2 separate regions of the Homo sapiens genome follow, and region 2 is linked to region 1. The links are chromatin loops, found by intact Hi-C in ENCODE. Cell type or tissue: GM12878. All regions are shown on one strand. Links, peaks and the distances in the headings refer to the core of each region. The heading gives the core; the rest is flanking DNA.

Region 1 (7,928 bases), core at 1,118-6,117:
CAGGAATTCGAGACCAGTGCAGGTAACACGGCAAAACCCCATCTCTATAAAAAGAAAAAAATACAAAAATTAGCTGGGTGTGTTGGTGTGTGCCTGTAGTCCCAGCTACTTGGGAGGGTGAGGTGGGAGGATGGCTTGAGCCTGGGAGGTAGAGGCTGAAGTGTGCTATGATTGTGCCACTGCACTCCACCCTGGGCAACAGAGTGAGACCCTGTCTCAAAAATAAATTTAGAAAATTAAATTAAAAAGTCAACAGCTCCTCCCATAGAAACAATCAGAGGAATTACAATAGGTTATAATTTAGCCCCAAAATCTAGTCAATACCAGATAGAGGGGTAGATTTTTATACCAATTTATAACGAACAAAAGTCATATTCAAACATTTTTCTAGCTGCTCTGTTCTATCATGCCTAACACTGAAATTTTTTAAAAGAAGAAAATCCATCTTTTCCATTCTTCCTGCCTTAAAAAAGACCTGATATGTCAAGTGAACAGTACTTCTACACCCTTCTCCTCTCCAGCCTCAGGTTAATTTAAAAAGTCACTCAAGTTTGAAAAGGACACAAAAACTATAACCAAAGGCAAACTCATGATTCTTTCAACAAGTACTTATTGAGGGCTTCTAATATGCCAGGCACTGTTCTAGGTGCTATAGATACAGCAGGGAATAAAACAAAGACCTCTGCCCTCAAGGAGTTCATATGCAGCCAACAGCTCATCAGGCAGTGAAAGGTGCTGCTGAGCCCAAGGGTGCAGGGATGGGAGGGGGTGATGTACCTGAAGTGGTCAGGGAAAGTCTCCCTAACAGGGCCATCTGAGCAGAGGCCCGAGGAATGGGGAGCAAAGCACACCATATCTGCGGGGGGAGAGCATCCTCTAAAGAGAAAGGAGGGTGCCCGGCTGACCCCACTCCCACCCAAACCACAATCCACCAACATTTTCTACCTGCAGACATGGCACCAGCCTTCTCCCAGTTGCTCAGGCCTGAAACTGAGCTGTGATCCTTCCTCTCCCTCCTGATTACTCTATCTTCCCATCCTTCTTCCTGGAGAATTGCCTTCCCCATCTCCCTTGTCCTGGAATACTCTCCTCTTACCCTTCAGACTTCTCACTAGAAGTCATTCCCCCAGAGTGAATTTTCTGATCTCCCCATTACATGTAGATCCTACATTACACACTTATTAAACTTACTACACTCTGTACTTCTCCCAGCACTAGTCACAACTATAATTAAATCATTATTTCTGTAATTTAATGTCTGCTCTGCCTCAATAAACTAATCTCCATGAAGGCAAAGACCATATTGATTGTACTCATTTTTGCATCTCTAGTGCCTGAAAAATAGCCGAGTTCAATAAATATTGGAGAAGGAATTAAGCCTTCCTTCTCATGCTTCCGTGTTCTTGCTCAAAGAAAATTTACAGTTGCATTTTTCCATGGCATCATCTATGCCACACAGATTTCCTTCCTAATAAAAAAAAAAGTTAGGAGCTATGAAAAATCCATACATAGATAATGAAGTCCCTAAGTGAGCCATTCAGACCACGTGTCTGCTCAGTTTCATTTCATATTACAGAATCCTACACTAAAAGGGAAGGCAGCAAAGCAGAGCTGCCCACTCACTCCTAAGATCACACAGGTCACTCCTCCAGGAGCAAATTAAAGGGATGTGCTGCTTGTCCACAATTATCAGAATTTTTTTAAATTAAAGATAATGGGAGCCACTTACTCTGTGACAGGAAGTAAAAAGGCAGTGCAGCAAGCACATACCTCCTAATTTAAATGTTAATAGTGGCCACCATTAGCTGCACCCTTCCCAGGTGCCAGGTACCCTGCTAGGTGCTTCACGCACATGACCTCACTTAACTGAACCCAGTCTTTGCAGCCACACCATGATCCAAATGAATAAGTGCTTCAACCCAGGAATAGGAAGCAATACTGTCGGGCCCCAAAACCCCTGCAAAGCATGTCCATTACAACCCATTGTTCTAGTACCAAATGCACCCAGAATGCTGGTACCGAATGGGAAACACACAGCTGCTCTAGTCCAAACTCCCCCAGGCTTATAGGCCCAGAGAGGGGAAGCAACTGGCACAAGATCACACAGCCCATTGGTAGCTAGGTCTGGCCAAAAGCTCTATCCCTGTCAGGCCATCCTTCTGACAGATCAAACCATTCCTCACAGAGGGTCCCTAAAACCCTGAGAATAAGTGTGTCAAGTCAAGCTTTCCTAAGGAACACTGCAATGTTATAAAAAGCCTAAAGTACCATTTAGAGTTGAGCAAAAGCAAAACAGAAGGACTTTATCTCTTCTTTCTTGCAGCTGCCACTGATCTGAGTTCACACAACAAGCCCCTTTGTCTCTGAGCTCCCATGCAGCTCTTCTGAGCGACAGAAGCCCAGGAACACCAAGGTCCTGGGCTCAGGCCAGCCCAAGCTGAGCGAAACAGGCTAAAATACAGGCGGCTTGGACATTCCTTTATCAAACACTCTGGAGGGGCAGAAAGCACAATTTTGCACACATGATCACACTCTGTACCTACAGTGGAGTGAAATCAGGCCTGAGCCATGGAATTCACCTGTGCACCCTGAACAGCACCCTGATTTTTATGATCCCTGTGGCAAATCCTATCACTTGCATCCAACTGAATTTACCATAGAATCCAACCACCTCTTTTTTTCCTCAAATTAGCCAACTACCAGCCAATAGCCTGGTATAATAACACCACTTACCAGAACCACTGGGCCTGCCAGGCTAGACTAAATCAGCAATTACACGCACTTAGTGACAAGAAGTTCTCATGGAGAAGTCCCCAGATGGCTTCATGCTATCCTCAGGGGCCTCAGGCCCCAATACCCTAATACCCTGGAATGGCAATGCCCAAGAGAACTTATGTTCCAACCAGGGGTTCCAAGCCAGTGGCTCCTCTGGTTACAGTAAGCCTCAGCTTAGTTGGAGACAGGAAGAGAACCATTTAATCCCCCACAACAGATCCCATGAGGGACAATTCATGGGATCTGCTAAAGATGTACCCACTCCCTACTACTGGCCCCAGCAACTCAGCCAGTCTTTGACCACCTCAAGCAATGTATGGGCTCCCCAAAGGTGCTGTGTGACAACAATGCTCTATTTAAAACTACAGTCGTTTATTCTGTGAGTTGTTTTTAAAGTAAAAATCAAATGATAATGTATATAAGAGCACCTCAAACATTTAAAGAGCTAAACAATCCAAGAGTATTCAAAGATTTACCATTTTGGCATGCTAACCACACTTGAGGGCTGAGACTCAGGGGCCATAAGTTTATGGGGTCTCCATGTCCTCATAGTAGGCCACATGGGCTGTAGTGGAAAACCAGCACAGTCAGACATTGACTGAATCCTAGAGCTGCATCCTAGGGCAAGTGACACAAGCTGCTTCAGCTCACGTTTCTCATCAGTTAACTGCGGTTAACATCTCTCTTGGTATGACAGTGAAATATCAAGTGACAAAAAGGAAGTCATGTCAGTCATTAGCCAAAAGCCAGCAATAGATTACTATGGCCCCCTTTCTGATGGGATTTCACTGTGACTAGTCTAGACCGCAGGGAGACCTCTTTAAGTAAAGGATCTCCAACAGCGGAGTTTGTTTGACTCACTGTGGCAGGTGGTTGGAAAGAACCTCTTTGGGGCAGACTTGTGGGTAACTGCCAATTCTCTATACCTTTTGGACCAGGCTCTGACCTAAGGAGAATATAAGAAGTTGTCGGTGAAGTTCTTAAGCCTCTGCCATAAAACCTTGGGCTTTCTGTCTTCCACACTAGACCAAATTCTGCTAACACATTAAGGCTGAATTCAAATGTCATCTCCTATGTAATAGCTTCCTCCTTAGAGATCTCCCCTGTTGCTGAAGTTTAGCTGGCTGTACATGGTTTGGTCCACCCTGATGGATGGTAATTTCCTTAAAAACAGGGCTTGGGGCTCATTTGCCTGTGTAAACTCAGCACCTCATCACAGATGTGGCATCTAGTTAATGATTATTGGTAAGTGCTTGCTCAACTGAGTTGACTACTGAACAGCATTAAATTCAAACCAATTTAGTAAATCCCAGTTTTAAATAAACAAGAAATTTCCTGTTGGGGAAAGACTGTGTAATCTTATACATATTGTTGAGATATCTGTCCCAAAAGGATAGAAGTTATATCCTTCAACCCCACGAATCACAGCCAAGAGTTTGGAATTTAAGCCTTCTTTCAAAATCATATCTTTACTTTGATTTATAAAGGATGTTGATTATCAAGAAACACAGTTTAAGAGCTCTACAGCTTCAAATTTCCAGTTAGAACCCTCCAATTCTTGCTGTAAACATTTGTGAATTGTATTTTAGAGAGTGATTAAATTAGCCATTCCTCCTCCCACCAAATCAAACATGTTGGTTTTTCCAGTAAGACATTTGATAAGCCATTCTAGGAAAATATACATACACATATATATATCACAGTGCATTTGTTATGGCTGAGATTAAAACGGATCTGAAAAGTCAACTCTTCTCTAGTGATGAATATTTTAATGGCAAAGGAATCAGGAGAGGTGATAGAGTGAAATTTGACTGCACATTGTATACTAAACACTATCTCCACTAACGCTAGAATCAGCAGCTTTTGTTTTAACCTTCCAGCAGCATTCTGTTTAACAAAGATCATTAGAGCATCCACCTCTATAGTAATAGCTATTTCCATCACCCAATTAGAAGCCAGAGTACTGAAAGGGCTGCACCTTTGTATTTGAATGAGGCATTCTGTATAACTAATGACTTAACAAATCCTTATCCAAGTAGCTAACAAAATGATCCTTTGATGGTATTTAAGCCAAAGTGCATCATCAATTATTTATTTTTGTTGGTGGTGTTTTTATTTTAAAGTCAGACTTAATAAGGTATAATTTGCATGCAGTAATCCAATCTTTTAAGTGTACAGTTCAATGAGTTTTGACAAACACACACAGTCATGTAATCACCACCACAATCAAGATATAGAACATTTCATTTATCTCAAAAATTTCCCTATGCCCTTTGTAGTCAATCTTCTCCCCCATCACATGCTCCTGGCAGTCATGATCTATTTTCTAACCCTATACTCTTGCCTTTTCCAGAATGTCATTTAAATTGAATCATAAAGTATGGATTCTTTTGAGTTTGGCTCCTTTCACATAACATAATGCGTTTGAGATTCAGCCAAATAGTTGTGTTGTTCTTTCTTATTGATGAACAGTATTCCATTAATAGGCATACCAGTTTGTTTATCCATTCACTAGTTGAAGGACAATTACATTTTTTCCAGTTTTAGCAGTTATGAATAAAGCTGTTAGAAGTATTAGCCTACAGGTTTTTGTGTGAATAGAGGTTTTCAATTCTCTTGGATAAATACTTAAGAGTGAAACTACTCGCTTATATGGTATATGTTTAACTTTGTAAACACCACCTATTTTCCAAAGTGGCTATATCTTCTCAGACTCTCACCAGCAATGTAGGAGAGTTCTAGTTGCTCTGTATCTTTGTCAGTACTTGGTATTATCTGTTTTTGTTTTGTTTGTTTGCTTCTTACTTATTTTAATAGATGTGTAGTGGTATCTCTGTGTTTTTTTTTTACTTTTGATTTTGAAATAACTCTAGACTCACATAGAAGATACAAACATTGTAGAATGTTCCTGTGTATCCTTCACCCAGCTTCTCCCCATATCTTACGTAATAACTATACAATTATCAAAGCACAAACTTGACACTGGGTACAATACTATTACTATTAATAAACTACAGCCCACGTTCAGATTTCACTAGTTTTTACATGTTCTTTGTTGTTTGTTTGGGTTTTTTTACATACAATTCTATAAAACTTTATCTCATATATAGATTTATATAACAATTTCCACAATCGGGATATAAATCTGTTCCATCAAAGCACATTATGTATTGAAAAGACCCTTTTGGGATTATAAACATCATCTGCTGGAAGCACTTTGGTAAATGATGAGGACTTTCTTTTGACCTTTTCCCTTACCACATTAAAAAGCCAATTGTCTATGCTCCAGCTGGTATGTACAAACCACAATTGCCAGAGAAGTTCACTTTTCAGAATGGGTGTTTGTCCTGTTCACTCTTTGTTTATTATATGCCAGACCCAGTAGAGGCAGAGTGGATAAAATAGCAAACAAGAGAACAGTACTTCCTGCCTTTAAAAGAATTTAGAGTGTGAGAAATATTCATTCACTCATTCATACACACACACACACACACACACACACACACACACAGTGACAGACACTATCCATGAATGAAAAGTAAAAAGTGAGATGAAAGGTTAAAACACAATCTGGTTAAGACAGTGAGGAAGGTCCTTGTAAGCAAGCCCCATCCTCAGACTCAGTATTCAAGGCCTTCTGTGGGACCAGGTCATCCAAGTGCCAGAGCCATTGAGTATGAAACACAGAAACCAACAAGTTCTTAAAGCAGAATACAAAGATGCTCAGGGCTTAAGAAATTCACTGAAGACTTCTTAACTTCTCCTTAAGTCAGAGTCCAGCCCAAAAGATATACAGAGTTGGCAATTATCCATGTGATGTTACCTTAGGACACCCATAGGCCTATTTCTGCCTTAAAAGGTTCTTTGCAACCACCTGCCACAGTGAGCCAAACGCTACTACTAGAGATCTTGTAGTTACAGAGGTCTCCCTCTGCTCTAGATGAGTCACAATGAAATCTTATCAGAAAGTGGGGACACAGTAATCCATCACTGGCTTTTGGCTCTGGCATGACCCTCTCCTCTTGTCTGAGGGATCCACACTTATAAAATTCTTCAAGGTAAACTGCCCCTCTTCCCTTCTAACCTGTACATAATTTTGTCATTAATCTCTAATGCTATTTGTCCCATGTCTCTCTCTCCATTCTATACTAATAATCTCAGAAGTCTGACTCATCTCCGTATCTCCTGGCATCTGTACCCTCAGCTCCCACGCACACAGTAGATGTCAATAAACATTCAGTGAATGTTCACATACAAGGTATGATTTCAGATTACAATGTCCATAGTAGGGCTTTGAGGGAGTGGATTGTGAAACAGATGGGTCATAATAGGAAAGATACCAATCAAAGGCATGGGGAAGGCTATCCGGTTCAAGAAGCATACCACAGAGTAGCTGAATATGGCAACAGGGTACTTGGGCACCTGAGAGAGGGCAGACGCAGGACAGAAGGAGATGGTGTGAGGGAGTAGGAAACAAGACTTCTCCATACATGATAGCACTCAGAACCAAGCTAGCACCTGTCAGAGAAAAAAAACCAGACATACCCTGAAGCAGAAAGGAGAGAGAGAAAGGGCTCTCTCTCTGTCTTCATGACTTTGTTTATATGGACATTTGCCAAGAGCAGGGCTATGGGAGACCAGGAGCTCAAAAAGAAGCAAGTATTTGCAACAGCTGCTATGGAAGTCAGCTAGGAAATTAATAAGAAATGAGATCAAGGACGTCAACTCACATACCAGTTCCAAAACCCTCTGGAGTCCCTCTGTGCACAAGGCAATGACCTGGGTTTGCCAGTCCATGAGGGCTGGGTCCTATCCTGCAATGCCTTCTGATCCAGCTATGAGGAAGTTCGCAGGCTGCCCAAGAGTTTATGGGAAAAAAAGACACTGTTCTTGGCCCTGCATTAATTGAGCTTCCACATGTAGAAATGGTTTAGTGATTAGTAAACGCAAGAACTCCCAAATCAAACACTGTTTTACAACATAAATTTAAAACTATCAGAAAATTATTCCAGCTCATATTTCCAAAACCACTGGTTTTTCAGCAGGACTTCCTCTTAACCAGCACCTTGGCCTTTGCCACCTTGCAGTACCCGGGGTAACACATGGACTATGGAAAGGAGATGGGGGACCCTGCAGCCAGCCACACTTACCCA
Region 2 (7,148 bases), core at 848-5,847, 160 kb before region 1:
TTTGCGACACACATTGAATTGGATCTGAAAATGGATGTTGTCAAAGGAGACATATTTTATAGAATTTCCAACGGTCAGCCGGGCGTGGTGGCTCACGCCTGTAATCCCAGCGCTTTGGGAGAACGAGGCGGGCGGATCACGAGGTCAGGAGATAGAGAGCATCCTGGCTAACACGGTGAAACCCTGTCTCTACTAAAAATACAAAAAATTAGCCGGGTGTGGTGGCGGGCGCCTGTAGTCCCAGCTACTCCTGCCCAGGCTGAGGCAGGAGAATGGTGTGAACCCGGGAGGCGGAGCTTGCAGTGAGCCGAGATCAGCCACTGTACTCCAGCCTGGGCGACAGAGCGAGATTCCTTCTCAAAAAAAAAAAATAATAATAATTTCCAATGGTCTATTTTCTAAGAAGCAACTTGACAGTGCTTTGGACACTTTTCAACCTGGTCAAGAGACCAGGTATTCTCTTTGTCCTTACATGCTTCCTGAGATAATTTAAAAGAATAAAATATATTTGCTTACTCTACCTCGTGAAGAATGTTTAAAAATGTACATAACATACAGCAACTCACAGAATTGCTGAGCTTCAAAATCAACTGGTTTAATATTTTTATATTCTTTAAAAAAAAAAAATCAGTGAATCCCCTTTTCCATATGTGCTTAGGTCCCAAATAGATAAAAGATCTACAAATGCCGCTGCTTGGGTTGAAGCCCATGTGAAGGGCCAAGGTCCTGACTGCTCTGTTGATCTTTCTTAATCTCAGCCCCTCTCGGGTTCTGTGAGATCCCACAGTTTAAAAATTAAGGATCTGATCCAACTCCTTCATTTATAAATGAAGAATGTGAGTTCTAGAAATGTCAAGAAACTTGCCCATGGCCAAATGGCAGTCTGCATAGAAGAGTTACAAGTTAAGTTTCTGAGTTCTAGTTCAGTGGATTTACTTATTAAAATATTTTACTAACTATGTGAAAATAACCAAATGCACATCTGTAGGGAAGATTTTAAAGTAGGATTCAAAATTTTATAAATTTATGCATAAATAGAAACATACATGTATAATGTGTATATATAATACATATAACTGTAACTATGGCTAACTATGGTACACAGGTTGAGAATCCCTAATGCTGAAACTCAAAATCCAAAATGCTCCAAAATCCGAAACTTTTTGAGAATTGACATGATACTCAAAGAATATGCTCATTGGAGCATTTCAGATTTTTGGATCAGGGATGCTCAACTGAGTGCATTCTGGAAATATTCCAAAGTATCCCCAAGATTGAAATCCGAAACGCTTCTGGTCCCAAGCATTTTGGATAAGGGATACTCAACTTACATAATATTGTATAAAACAACTGGAAAGAAATATATCACATATTAACTGCAGTTATACTTAATGATGGTTCTGTAGGTATTTTCTACTTTTCTCCACCTATTTTTCTTTAATAAGCATATATTACTTTTATCACAATCATACAAAATAAAAAACAAGAAAAGTTAAAAATAAAAGACCTTAACAAACTCCTTAACAAAGCATAATAATAGCTGATGAAATGTGGCCTTTGGCAGAAGACGGACCACAGTTTGACTCTCAGCATCTCCCATACATAATCCATTATGTGAGCTTCAGCTTATTCACCTCTAAAATGAAGATAATGATAATCAAGTATTTCCTTCACAGGGTTGTTGTCGATATTTAACTAAGAAATCATATGTGAAAGTTCATGAAACATAACCTAGCTCTAAAAGCAGTGATTTTCAGATGGGTCTTTGGGTACCCATATCCTTTTGTTTTTCTTTCTCAAATTATCTATTATATCCAGTAGCCACTGTCCACTACATCTCACTATAAAAAAAACTCTACCTACCAGGGGGCTAATTTTTTTTCTCAAATGATGACTGTTGCAAAGATCTGGAGATTTAAGGGCTTGAAATGCTATTTCCCTGAGTATGTTTTTGTGAAATAATAATCTGATAAAATCTTCCAAGCTTTTAAAAAATATATAGCCAAATAAGCCTAGGAATACATACTATAATCTCTCCTGGGGATAGCAGTATGCATTAGGATGTTAAAACCTCCAGGAAATCCTCCAATAAAGAAACTATTTACCAGGATTTCTCAAGCCGACTTCATCAAGGCTGTCCTACTCCTTGCCCCTTTTCCTATAGGACTCATCTCTACTGAATCCCAAAATCTTTTGCTTGTCAGGGTGAGACAGGGTCTTACTCTATTGCCCAGGCTGGAGTGCTGTGGTGCAATCATGGCTCACTGCAATCTCTATCTCCTGGGTGCAAGTGATTCTCCCAACTCAGCCTCCCAGAAGCTGGGACCACAGGTGCATGCCACTGTATCTGGCTAATTTTTAAAATATCTGTAGAGATTGGGGTGGGGGGTCTCACTATGTTGCTCGGGCTGGCCCAAATCTTACTTTAGAAAGAATCCCATCTTACTCTGGGAGTCCCAATCTTACTCTGAGAGTCCACTCTCAGTTTTTCAGTCCATATAACAACCAATCAAGTGGCAATAATAGCTTTTAAAGATATTTCAGACTTTGCAAACAAACTGGGTGTTCCCTCTTCTGAGCATCCATAGTACCGTGCACTTTCCCTGTCACACCTTCCTGTGACTAAGTGTCTGTCTAGACTCCCCAAAGAGCCTACGAGTGAATGTGAAGTAGCTACAATGTTAAGCACCCATAGATCTACATGCCCAGGGCTCAGAAGATAATCAATGTCTGCTCAATATCTTCAAAAATATTCCTTTGACCTAGTAATGTGTAGATGGCTTAATGGAAAACAAACCTGCTGAAAATACCATTGACAATGAAAATGGCTGTAAAACAATTTGGACGCGCAAGGAGAATAAGATGGGCATTCTCTAGAGAAATGTAAAACCAAAGTACATCTCTGACTGCTTAAAAACCACCGTAAAGAATTTCAATTGCCACCAGTACTGCCCAGAGAGTGTCAAGAAGACACACATGCCAAATGGGAGTTCTGGCAGAAGGTCAGGAAGAAAAGGGGAACTCCTTGGCCTCAGACCCAAGGCCTCCCTTCAAACACTCTCAGCAGAGTTAGGAAAACAGCCAAAGGAACCCTCAACATCTTGAAATGGGTATGAGAACTCTAAAGAAATATTCTCAGTGGAGTGTTGAGGCCCAAGGGAGATGAACACAGGCTTTTCACCTAGGTTCTTCATTTCCCCCTTGCCCAGCACAGGAAGCCAGCCAAGATAGGAAACTCCCTGAGAACCACAGGGACCAGACAGAGGCCAAAGTGTTATTTCAGTCCTCTCTGATGAGAGGAAGAGTCACATAATCTCCTCTCAAGAGATAATCAACTTTTTAAGAAATATTTATTTATTTGTTATTTTACTTTAAGTTCTGGGATACATGTGCTGACACGCAGGTTTGTTACTTAGGTATACATGTGCCATGGTGGTTTGCTGCACCTATCAATCCATCATCTAGGTTTTAAGCCCCTCATGCATTAGGTATTTGTCCTAACGCTTTCCCTCCCCTTTCCCCCTACCCTATGACAGGCCCCAGTGTGTAATGTTCTCCTCCCTGTGTCCAGCTCCCATTTATGAGTGAGAACATGTGGTTTTTGGTTTTCTGTTCATGTGTTACTTTGCTGAGGATGATGGGTTCCAGCTTCACCCATGTCCCTGCTATTTATGACAAACCCATAGCCAATATCATACTGAAAGGACAAATGCTGGAAGCATTCCCTTTGAAAACTGGCATAAGACAAGGATGCCCTCTCTCACCACTCCTATTCAACATAGTATTGGAGTCCTATAGGAAAAGGGCAATAAGGCAAGAGAAAGAAATAAAGCGCATTCAAATAGGAAGAGAGTAAGTCAAATTGTCTCTGTTTGTAGATGACATGATTGTATATTTAGAAAACCCTATCATCTCAGCCCAAAAAGTCCTTAGGCTGATAAGCAACTTCAGCAAAGTCTCAGGATACAAAATCAATGTGCAAAAATTACTAGCATTCCTATACACTGATAATAGACAAGCAGAAAGCCAAATCATGAGTGAACTCCCATTCACAATTGCTACAAAGAAAATAAAATACCTAGGAATCCAACTGACAAGGGATGTGAAGGACCTCTTCAAGGAGAACTACAAACCACTACTCAAGGAAATAAGAGATGACACAAACAAATGGGAAAACATCCCATGCTTATGGATAGGAAGAATCAATATCATGAAAATGGCCATACTGCCCAAAGTAATTTATAGCTTCAATGCTATTCCCATCAAGCTACCACTGACTTTCTTCACAGAACTAGAGAAACCTACTTCAAATTTCATATGGAACCAAAGAAGAGCCTGTAAAGCCAAGACAATCCTAAGCAAAAAGAACAAAGTTGGAAGCATCACGCTACCTGACTTCAAACTATACTACAAGGCTACAGTAACCAAAACAGCATGGTACTGGTACTAAAACAGGTATATAGACAATCAACTTTAAAATAGGAAAAAATCAAATGCTAGGAGCCAATTTCATAATGGTCCATCAAGTATCCATCTGGCATTACAAGCATGGCAAGCACATATCTAACAAAGGAACTCGAATATTGCAAAGGTGAGCCCCATCAGGGCCTCTTTGAGACAGTGAGACAAATTAATGGCTTCTATTAACTAACTGGGACAACAAAATTATTCCTTCCTTAAAATAACCCCTGTGCTTCCCCATAACTTGGAATTCTCTACGTATTCATCAAGAAGTTTAGATTCTTCCTTTAGTCTTTAAGGTCCTTCTCTGCAAAGCCTTAGCTGTCTACTCCACTTCATAATCCTTTTCTCCTCCCTGAATTCCTAAACCATGAATACCTGTGGTACACAATACAATTTAATGGTCTTATGTGTGTGCTATGGTAGAAAGAGTATTAGCCAAGTGAGCCAGGGAGCCTGCGTTTGAGAGTCTATCCAGCTACTTCCCTTCTCGACAAAGTCCTTTAGCCTTGCCAAGCCTGTTTCCTCTGGGAAATAGGATTAACAACTACCTTACCTACTGATATAGCTTGGCTGTGTCCCACCCAAATCTCATTCTGAATTGTATTCCCATAATTCCCATTCTCCTCATGTGTTGTGGGAGAGACCCAATAGGAGATAATTTGAATCATGGAGGTGGTCCCCTTATACTGTTCTTGTGGTAGTGAATAAGCCTCATGAGATCTGATGGGTTTATCAGAGGTTTCCACTTTTGCTTCCTTCTCATTTTCTCTTACCACCACCATGTAAGAAGTGCCTGTCACTTCCTGCCATGATTCTCAGGCCTCTGCAGCCATGTGGAGCTGTAAGTCCATTTAAACCTCTTTTTCTTCTCAGTCTTGGGTATGTCTTTATCAGCAGCATGAAAACAAACTAATACAGTACATTGGTACCAGTAGAGTAGGGTGTTGCTGAAAAGATATCTGAAAATGTGGAAGCGACTTTGGAACTGGGTAACAAGCAGAGGCTGGAACAGTTTGGAGGGCTCAGAAGAAGACAGAAAAATGTGGGAAAGTTTGGAACTTCCTAGAGACTTGTTGAATGGCTTTTCCCAAAATGCTGATAGCAATATGAACAATAAGGTCCAGGCTGAGGTGGACTCAGATGGAGATGAGGAACTTGTTGGGAACTGGAGCAAAGGTACTCTTGTTATGTTTCAGCAAAGAGACCGGAAGCATTTTGCCCCTGCCCTAGAGATTTGTGGAACTTTGAACTTGAGAGAGACGTTTTAGGGTACCTGGCGGAAGAAATTTCTAAGCAGTAAAGCATTTAAGATGTAACCTGGGTGCTGTTAAAGGCATTCAGTTTGATAAGGGAAGCAAAGCATTCAGTTTGATAAGGGAAAATCTGCAGCCTGACTATGTGATAGAAAAGAAAAACACATTTTCCTGGGAGAAATTCAAGCTGGCTGCAGAAATTTTCATAAGTAGTAAGGAGCTTAGTGTTAATCCCCAGGACAATGGGGGAAATGTCTCCAGGGCATGTCAGAAGTTCTTCACAGCAGCCCCTCCCATCACAGGCCCAGGAGGAAAACGTTGTTTCATGGGCCGGGTCCAGGGTCCCCGTGCTGTGTGCAGACTAGGGACTTGGTGCCCTGTGTCCCAGGCACTCTAGCAGTGGCTGAAAGGGGCCAAAATACAGCCCGGGCTGTGGCTTCAGAGGGTGGAAGCCCCAAGCCTTGGCAGCTTCCCCATTGTGTTGAGCCTGCGGGTGCACAGAAGTCAAGAATTGAGGTTTGGGAACTTCTGCCTAAATTTCAGAAGATGTATGGAAATGCCTGGATGCCCAGGAAAAAGTTTGCTGCAGGGGCCCGGCCCTCATGGAGAACCTCTGCTAGGGCAGTGCAGAAGGGAGATGTGGGGTCAGAGCCCCCACATAGAGTTCCTACTGGGGTACTGCCTAGTGGAGCTGTGAAAAGAGGGCCACCATCCTCCAGACCCCAGAATGGTAGATCTACTGGCAGTGTGCACCATGCACCTGGAAAAGCCACACTCAATGCCAGTCCATGAAATCAGCCGGGAGGGAGGCTGTACCCTGCAAAGCCAAAGGGGTGGGGCTGCTCAAGACCATAGGAACACACCTTTTGCATCAGTGTGACCAAGATGTGAGACCTGGAGTCAAAGGAGATCATTTTGGAGCTTTAATATTTGACTGCCCCACTGGAGTTTGGACTTACATGGGTCTGTAACCCCTTTGTTTTGGCCAATTTCCCCCATTTGGAAATGCTGTATTTACCCAATACCTGTACCCCTACTGCATCTAGGAAGTAACTAGCTTGCTTTTGATTTTACAGACTCATAGGCAGAAGGGACTTGTCTTGTTTCAGATCAGACTTTGGACTGTGGACTTTTGGATTAATGCTGAAATGAGTTAAGACTTTGGGGGATTGTTGGGAAGGCATGATTGGTTTTGAAATGTGAGGATGTGAGATTTTGCGGGGACAGGGGCAGAATGATATGGTTTGGCTGTGTGCCCACGCAAATCTCATTTTGAATTGAATTCCCATAATTCCCATGTATTGTGACAGGGACCCAGTGGGAGACAATTTAAATCATGGGCAGTTTCCTCCATGCTGTTGTCATGGTAGTGAATAAGTCTCATGAGATCTGATGGGTTTATCAGGGGTTTCCATTTTTGCTTGCTCCTCA

What was found. Peaks named below come from ENCODE experiments on the same cell type or tissue, not always from the same donor. Only the 100,000 strongest peaks of a DNase experiment are listed, where the experiment ranks them.
Region 2: it touches region 1 in a loop (2.2-fold over the local background); 1 of 110 quality-filtered maps calls a loop at or near these places.

What each region holds. Positions count from the first base shown.
Region 1 is chr10:50,504,998-50,512,925 of GRCh38, forward strand. All of the region lies in intron 3 of SGMS1 (sphingomyelin synthase 1), which reads right to left. Among named protein-coding and RNA genes, the nearest start is that of SGMS1, 110 kb to the right of the region's middle. RefSeq lists enhancers at 3,683-3,762, 6,428-6,527 and a silencer at 5,952-6,246. In GM12878, for the core only: no CTCF peak of the experiment used is centred there; a DNase peak (open chromatin) is centred at 3,544; H3K4me3 peaks cover 382 bases; H3K27ac peaks cover 1,964 bases.
Region 2 is chr10:50,344,512-50,351,659 of GRCh38, forward strand. All of the region lies in intron 6 of SGMS1 (sphingomyelin synthase 1), which reads right to left. Among named protein-coding and RNA genes, the nearest start is that of ASAH2, 97 kb to the left of the region's middle. In GM12878, for the core only: no CTCF peak of the experiment used is centred there; a DNase peak (open chromatin) is centred at 3,110; H3K27ac peaks cover 2,055 bases.